2 separate regions of the Homo sapiens genome follow, and region 2 is linked to region 1. Evidence: read pairs that join two places in POLR2A ChIA-PET (ENCODE). Cell type or tissue: GM12878. All regions are shown on one strand.

Region 1 (4,000 bases):
TGCTCTCTATAGAGAGAGTTGTTTCTCGTTTCTGTTTCTCTTCTCTTCTGCCTATTAAACCTCTGCTCCTAAACAATAAATAAATAAATAAAATAGAAAAGATTCACACCATCATTTTAAATAAAACAAGCAGGCGGGGCACGGTGGCTCATGCCTGTAATCCCAGCACTTTGGGAGGTCAAGGCAGACGGATCACTTGAGGCCAGGAGACCAGCCTGGCCAACATGTCCAAACCCTATCTCTACTAAAAATATAAAAACTTGCCAGGTGTGGTGACACATGCCTGTAATCCCAGCTACTGGGGTGGCTGAGGTGGGAGAATTGTTTGAACCGGGCGGTTGCAGTGACCCAAGATTGTGCCACTGCACTCCAGCCTGGGCAACTGAGACTGTGTCTCAAAAAACAAAACAAAACAAAACAAAACAACAACAACAACAACAAAACCCAGTGAACAATGATCTCAACTATGTTTTTTCAATGTATGATTTATATAAAGTTCAAAAGCAGGCAGGACTAATCTAAGGTGTTAGAAATTAGGATGTTGGTTACCCTACAGGAGGGGTATTGATTGGAAAGAGCAAGAAGGAGGGGCTTGTGGAATGCTGATACTGTTATGTTTCTTAATTCTAGGTGCTGGTGATATGGATGTGTTCAGTTTGCAAAAATTCATTGAGTTGATTTGTGTATATGCATAAATGTATATATATATATATATATATATATATATGTTATATAAAGGGCCTATGTTATACTTTTAAAAATAGAAAAAAATTATGCATAGAAGAAACCTAGTGGTTTTAATTTCTTCTTTCTAGTTTCCATGTAATGGAGGGGCCACAGATGATATTTTTGTTTCTTCTTTTTACTTCTCTATTTTTCCCTAAAATAGACATGTATTAACTTCATAATGGACAACAAACTAGCAGTTGATCTTATTAATAGTTAACTATCAGAATGACAGGTATGCATGACAATTCTTTGGAGTTGAAAGGAAAAAGAACTGAAGATAAGCGGCAGGAATCTGGAAGCCTTCATGGGAGTAGGAGGTGGGATCTTCAGCACTGGAAGGAAGAAACGGGAAAATGTGGATGGAGGATTCCAAGCCAGGGAGATCATTTGAGCTCATCTTTGAGGCAGGAATATGATAGACAGTATTGCTTTGGTGATTGAGCATCCATCCTCCCTTCTTCTAGCAATACCACCTCGATATTCCTTTGGAGAAATGACCCCCCCCCCAACCACCAACCATTCTTAGTATATATGTGATGACCTGCTCTATGAGGAGGCAGATTAGTCAGCATATTCCATCTCATTAAATCAGGGACGGTCATGAGACTCGAGCTGGTCCAGGGGAAAGCCCAAAACTTTTGCTGAAAGTTTTGGGTCAGTGAGACTCACTGAGGTAGCTTAGCTGATAGGGTGCAGGCCTGGAGCTGCTGGGAGCGATGCTAGTACAGTCAGGGGAAAGGCTGAGGCTAAGAGATGAAGAGAGGGAGATCCCTGAGGATATCATGGAGCACCTGCAAACAGCCCTGTCTGAGCACAATTATGTCTGGTCTTTTCACTTATGTGGACCAATAAAATCCTTTTCATTGAAGCCATTCTGAGTTGTGTTTCTTTCACTGGCAACCAAAGAGTATCAGTAAGTAGCATACCAAGAGCAGGGTGGTATGCTCATCATTATACCCTGCATCATCAGTCCACCCTGCAGGGAGGAGTGTTTTATCATAACCTTGTTTAGAATCACCAGCTCGTAATAAGAAGGACACCAGCCTTTAGTTGATTTTATCTGTTTAAATTCTGTATAGACAACACACCTCCTTACTGCCAGCCCAGGACACACTGCTCCCACTCTCTCCTCCCGCCCTGTCCCTACCATTCCCCAACTCTGCCTTGGTCTGACAAATGCAGTAGAAGGAAGAGGAACTTTAGATTTTGAATCCATATGATCTCAGACAGACTAATTCAATCACTTCATCTTATCAGTGAGAAACCGAAACTCGAAGGAGGGAATATATTTGACCAAGGTCTAACTTGCACTTGTCCACAATGCAGTAAGAATGAGAAGCATAGTGCCTGGGAACCTGTGAAACAGATGACCAAGACTCAACAGAAACCCTTTGTGGGCCTGGCGCATTTCTGCTCCTAGGGCTTTTGCTATCCACTGGATGTGGGTATGGGTAGGGAACTTTCTCATCTACTGCTTTCATGCTCAAAAATTTGGCAACTGCCATCAGTTTCAAAGGACTGGCCTATTTTTATGCAAAGATACTGGCACTTGCCTGGGTCCTTGTTTTAAACACAACTGAGTAGTGGGGTTGGAGAAGTAGAAACCTCACCAAATGCCAGGTGGCACCTCACACTGGCACACACCATCTTATGATCTGGCCTCCCAGAGGGGCTTTTGTGATGGAGAAGCTACAGGGACTGCTCCTGAGACAGTTGAGAGAGGGGCCCACCGGCAGTTACAGGTTCACATGTGTTGATGAGGGATAAGATTCTAAACCTGCCCCTCCTCTGTCACAAAGTTAGATGACTGGGAAACAATCAAATCCCCACTGTATTTCCCATCCCCCCAAAACATCTTTCCCCAGAGTTGCCCTTCCCCTTGGTTAGTTGTAAAGCAAACAGAAAGGCCAGCCTCCCCCATTTCTGCCCATATTCATTATTTTTGTCTTGCTAGGTAATGAACTGCTGAAGTAAGTTACCTGGGACAAGAAGGAAAGGGTGGAGAGGGAAGAAAGTCCTGTACTGTGTTATAAGGTCTATTTTCTGTTGACCACCTGGCCTTAGATGCCTGTTTATAAGCAAGGTCCAGTATCTGAAAGATACAGGTTCAAATCTGAGCTCTATCAGTTACAGACTTTGTGACTCTGGGCAAAAACTCCATGCTTCTGTTTTCTCATCTGTAAAATGGAGATCATTATATCAACTTCATATGGTGCTAGAGTGAAATGAAGACAGTGGTTCTCTCTTCAGTGTTCATGAACCACAGATAAGTTCCTTTCCCACATTTTCACAGTCATAGGATCCAGTAAGGAAGGCCCGAGTGATACTTGCTGGGTCACTGAGCTGGTGATGCCTGGGCTCAGCTCCAGACATGCTGGGTCCCAGGCCTGAGCTTGTGTCTTCAAACTAGGAATACATCAATTACTTAATTATTGCTGGTACAAAACAGGGTCTAAGGAAGGCCAGGCTCAAGAGCACAGTTAAAAAAGAAATCCCCTCCACAGCTGCCCTTGCCCTGGTTGGGGTGGAGGCCAGCAGGCCCCTCATTGCCAGGTAGGAAGCATTAGATACGCCTGATGAGCTAGAAGCTTTCTTTTTTAACAATGAAGTAGAGGCAAGGTGTTCTAACTCCCCGTCCAGAGAAGAGGCAGGAAAGCTAGAACTTGCAGTGAATAGTCCTTTAGTCATTTATAAAGAATCTTCCAAACTATTCCTGGGCCAGGAAAGTCCCTCTATTAGGCTTCTTCAGCAGGACATGGCTAGCTACCTGTCTTGCCAGGGAATTTTCTCATTCATTGTTTAAGTCTGGAGTGGTCAGTGAGAGGAATGGTTTTTTGTCCTACTTTTCTGGTCCAAGGGAAGAGGGCACCTCAGCAATAAGCCTCTTCATGGATGGAGACATCTTTAGGTCACAGCTGAAATGCAGCTCCCCTTTGGAGCAGTCTCTGACCCACCCCCCACACTCTCATGGCACCATGAATATCTCCTTCACAGCTCTCACATCTTTCATTTTTGTTAATTTCTTTATTTGTGCACATTTTACAAATGCAAATAATTCCTTTCATGACTATCTTCTCTACAGGACCATGAGTGTTAACAGAGCAGGAAGAGGGTCTATCTTAATTATAACTCTGTAGCCCCAGGAGTTAGCATATCGCCTGGAACCTGGTAGATGCTAATAAGTGTGTGTTGAATGAGTCTCATGCATGCACCTATGGGTGAATGGATGTGTAACCCAGGCTCTGCTGCTCCTGGTTATAGATAGTTGGGT
Region 2 (4,000 bases), 100 kb before region 1:
GCAGCATCAAGCTTGTGACTCACAGTCAGGGTTAGGAAAATGCCTTTTAACTTGTTTGTCTCTGCCTCTTTTAAACATTAAAGGCACAACTGTACTAATTATTAAGTATTTCATAAGGTCTTTTAGGGCTTATAAGATCTTTTAGGAATGGCCTGGAAGTTATTAGTACTGTTTCATTGAATCTGAATACCTTTAACATGATAATGAGAAGTTTTTAAAGGGTGGTTTTATAGTTAAACGGAATTTCTCAAATTGGCTTGCTCCTTATGTTGATTTATTTAGGATCACATTTGGGAGTTTCTCTGCCCTACTTTCAATGTATTTAATTTACTGACCATCACTATTTGGGGGGAAAATGTTATATGATATTTAGAAACCAAGAGTTTTGGAGTTTTTCCCCCATTAGATGTATTTATTTATTTATTTATTATTTTTTAAAGACAGGGTCTTGCTCTGTCACCCAGGCTGGAGCACAGTGGCATGATCCTAGCTCACTGTATTCTTGAACTCCTGGGCTCAGACTGTCCTCCCACCTCAGCCCAAGTGGCTAAGTATCAAGTAAGAATCACCTGGCAAATTCCAAGGCTGTATACCAGATTTCCTAAATTAGAATTTTGGGGTTGGGTATCTGAATTTTAGTAAAGCCCTCCAAATGTTTCTGGTATTGCTTCTAAGAACAATTGATAACATAATAGCTGTGGCCATTATAGGGGTATTCTGTCATATTTAGATATAAGCATACCTTGTTTTATTGTACTTCCCAAATATTGCGTGTTTATTTTGTTTTGTTTCACTTACAAATTGAAGGTTTGTGGCAACCCTATATTAAGCGAGTCTGTCAGTGCCATTTTTCCAACAGCTTGTGCTCATTTTGTGTCTCTGTGTCACATTTTGGTAATTCTCTCAATATATCAAACTTTTTCATCATTTTTGTATCTGTTACGACCAGTGATCAGTGATCTTTGATTTTTTCTTTTTTTTTTTTTTTTTGAGACGGACTTTTGCTCTGTCACCCAGGCTGGAGTGCAGTGGTTCAATCTTGGCTCACAGCAACCTCTGCCTCCCAGGTTCAAGCAATCCTCCTGCCTCAGCCTCCCCAGTAGCCGGGCCTACAGGCGTGTGCCACCACGCCTGGCTAATTTTTGTATTTTTAGTAGAGATGGGGATTCCCCATGTTGGCCAGGCTGGTCTCGAACTCCTGACCTCAGGTGATCCGCTCACCTTGGCCTCCCAAAGTGCTGGGATTACCGTGCCAGCCTGATGTTACTATTTTAATTGTTTTCAGGCACCATAAACCTCACCTGTATAAGGCACCGTACTTAATTGATAAATATTGCGCATGATCTGACTGCTCTTCCAACTGGCCATTCCCTGTCTGTCTCCCTCTTCCTGGGACTCTCAAATCCCTGAGAGACAATAATATTAAAATTAAGCTAATTAATAACCCTACAGTGGCCTCTAAGTGTTGAAGTGAAAGAGTTGCATGTCTCTCACTTTAAATAAAAAGCTAGAAGTGGCTAAACTTAGTGAGGAAGGCACATCAAAAGCCAAGACAGGCCAAAAGCAAGGACTCTTGTACTAAACAGCTAAATTGTGAATGCAAAGGAAAAGCTCTTGAAGGAAATAACTAGTGCTACTCCAGCAAACATGTGAATGATCAGAAAGTGAAACAGCCTTCTTGCTGATACGAAGAAAGTTTTAGTGGTCTGGACAGAAGATCAAACCATTCACAACATTCCTTTAAGCCAAAGCTTAACTCTCTTCAATTCTATGAAGGCTGTGAGAGGTGAGAAAGCTGCAGAAGAAAAATTGGAAGCTAGCAGAGGTCGGTTGATGAGGTTTAGGGAAAGAAGCCAGCGCTGTAACATAAAAGTGTAAGGTGAAGCAGCAAGTGCTGATACAGAAACTGCAGCAAGTTATGTAGAAGATCTAGCTAAGATTACTAAATAATAGATTTTCCATGTAGATGAAAAAGCCTTTTGTTGGAAGAAGATGCCATCTAGGACTTTCATAGCTAGAAAGGAGTCAATGTCTGGCTTCAGAGGACAGGCTGACATTCTTGTTAGGGGCTAATGTAGTTGGTGACTTTAAGTTGAAGCCAGGTCTCATTTACCACTCCAAAAATCCGAAGACCCTTAAGACTTATGCTTAATCTACTCTGCTTGTACTCTAGAAATGAAACAACAAAGCCTGGATGACAGCACATCTGTTTATAGTATGCTTCACTGAATATTTTAAGGCCACTGTAAAGACCTGTTCAACTGCTCAGAAAAAAATGATTACTTTCAAAATATTGCTGTTCATTGACAGTGCACCTGGGCTCACCCAAGAGCTCTAATGGAATTGTACAACAAGATGGATGTTGTTCTCATGCCTGCCAACACATCATCCATTTGTAGCCCATGAATCAGGGAGTGATTTCAAGTTTCAAATCAGTACATTTTGTAAGGCTATAGCTGCTATAGACAGTGATTGCTCTGGTGGACCTGGGCAAAGTAAATCAAAAACCTTCTGAAAAGGATTGGCCATTCTAGATGCTATTAAGAATTTGTGATTCGCAGGAGGAGGTCAAAGGATCAACATTAGTAGCAGTTTGAAAGAAGTTGATTCCAACAGTTATAGATGAATTTGAGGGGTTCAACACTTCAGTTTAGGAAGTCACTGCAGATGTGGTAGAAACAGCAAGAGAACTAGAATTAGAAGTGGAGCCCGAAAATGTGACGGAATTGCTGCAATCTCATGAGAAAACGTGAATGGATGAGGAGTTGCTTCTTATGGACAAATGAGCAAATAAATTTTTTTCTTGAGATGGAATCTACTCCTGGTGAAGATTCTGTGAACCTTGTTGAAATAACAACAAAGGATTTAGAGTATTACATAAACTTAATTGGTAAAGCAGCAGCATGGTTTGAGTGGATTCATTCCAGTTTTGAAAGAGTTTCTACTGTGGGTAAAATGCTATCAAACAGCATCTCGTGCTACAAAGAAATCTTTTATGAAAAGAAAAGTGAAACTTCATTGTTGTCTACTTTAAGAAATTGCCACAGCCACCCCACCTTCAGCAACCACCTCTCTGATCAGTCAGCAGGCATCAACACTGAAGCAAGACCCTCCACAAGGAAAAAGATTACAACTCACTGAAAGTTCAAATGATTGTTAGCATTTTTAAGCAATATTTTAAGATTAAGGTAAATACATTTTTAAAGACACAATGCTATTGCACACTTAATAGACTACAGTATAGTATAAATATAACTTTTATATGTAGTGGGAAACCAAAAAATTCGTCTGACTTGCTTTGTTGCAATATTCACTTTATTGTGGTCTAGAACCGAACCTGAAATATCTCAGAGGTATGCCTGTATTAATATTATTTTGCAAGTAAAAAACCCAGCATATAAAAAAAACGTAGAATATGTTGAGAGTTCAGTAATATGGATGAAAATGTTTTTCTCTAACTGAAGAACATGATAAATTATAATTAGGGAAGGATATAAACCAAGAAAATATGTCTGAGATAGCCAATTCTTGCAGTTCATAATATGAAAACTCATTATACCAATCTCAGTAAGAATACTTTTAATAGCTGTTATTTCTTTGGGATATAGAATTTATAAAGTACACAGTAATCTTCTTATGATCAATCCTAGGATCACTTTACAACCACTTACCCCATATTACAATGTAGTACCAAGACAAGCAGACCAAATTATAGAAGGACAAAGTTTTTGCTAAGCATATTTTGTCATCAGCATACCGCATTGTGTGTGCATGCATGTGTGTGTTTGTGCATGTGTGTGATTGTATAAAATATTAGAAAGCCACCCCAGAAAAGTTAAATGACTAGGAATGTTGTGAAGGGATTAAGCTACCCCTAAAATTATATAACAAAACTCTCTTCATCTATTATTAGGTCATCTTTAGAACATCTTCTCTTAAATTTGTTATAGGTCTCTCTCATCTGTTTGGATTAAAATTGGTCTGAAAGCCTAAAATGGCT

Evidence for each region. Peaks named below come from ENCODE experiments on the same cell type or tissue, not always from the same donor. Only the 100,000 strongest peaks of a DNase experiment are listed, where the experiment ranks them.
Region 2: POLR2A ChIA-PET joins it to region 1 with 6 read pairs; 4 of 35 experiments call an interaction of 5 or more read pairs at or near these places.

Annotation. Positions count from the first base shown.
Region 1 is chr5:143,249,485-143,253,484 of GRCh38, reverse strand. No RefSeq gene overlaps it. Among named protein-coding and RNA genes, the nearest start is that of ARHGAP26-IT1, 59 kb to the right of the region's middle. In GM12878, no CTCF peak of the experiment used is centred here; a DNase peak (open chromatin) is centred at 2,117; H3K27ac peaks cover 1,829 bases.
Region 2 is chr5:143,351,913-143,355,912 of GRCh38, reverse strand. The region is part of intron 2 of NR3C1 (nuclear receptor subfamily 3 group C member 1); the gene reads left to right. Among named protein-coding and RNA genes, the nearest start is that of NR3C1, 50 kb to the left of the region's middle. RefSeq lists enhancers at 1,736-1,815, 3,026-3,095. In GM12878, no CTCF peak of the experiment used is centred here; a DNase peak (open chromatin) is centred at 1,628; H3K4me3 peaks cover 2,151 bases; H3K27ac peaks cover 1,732 bases.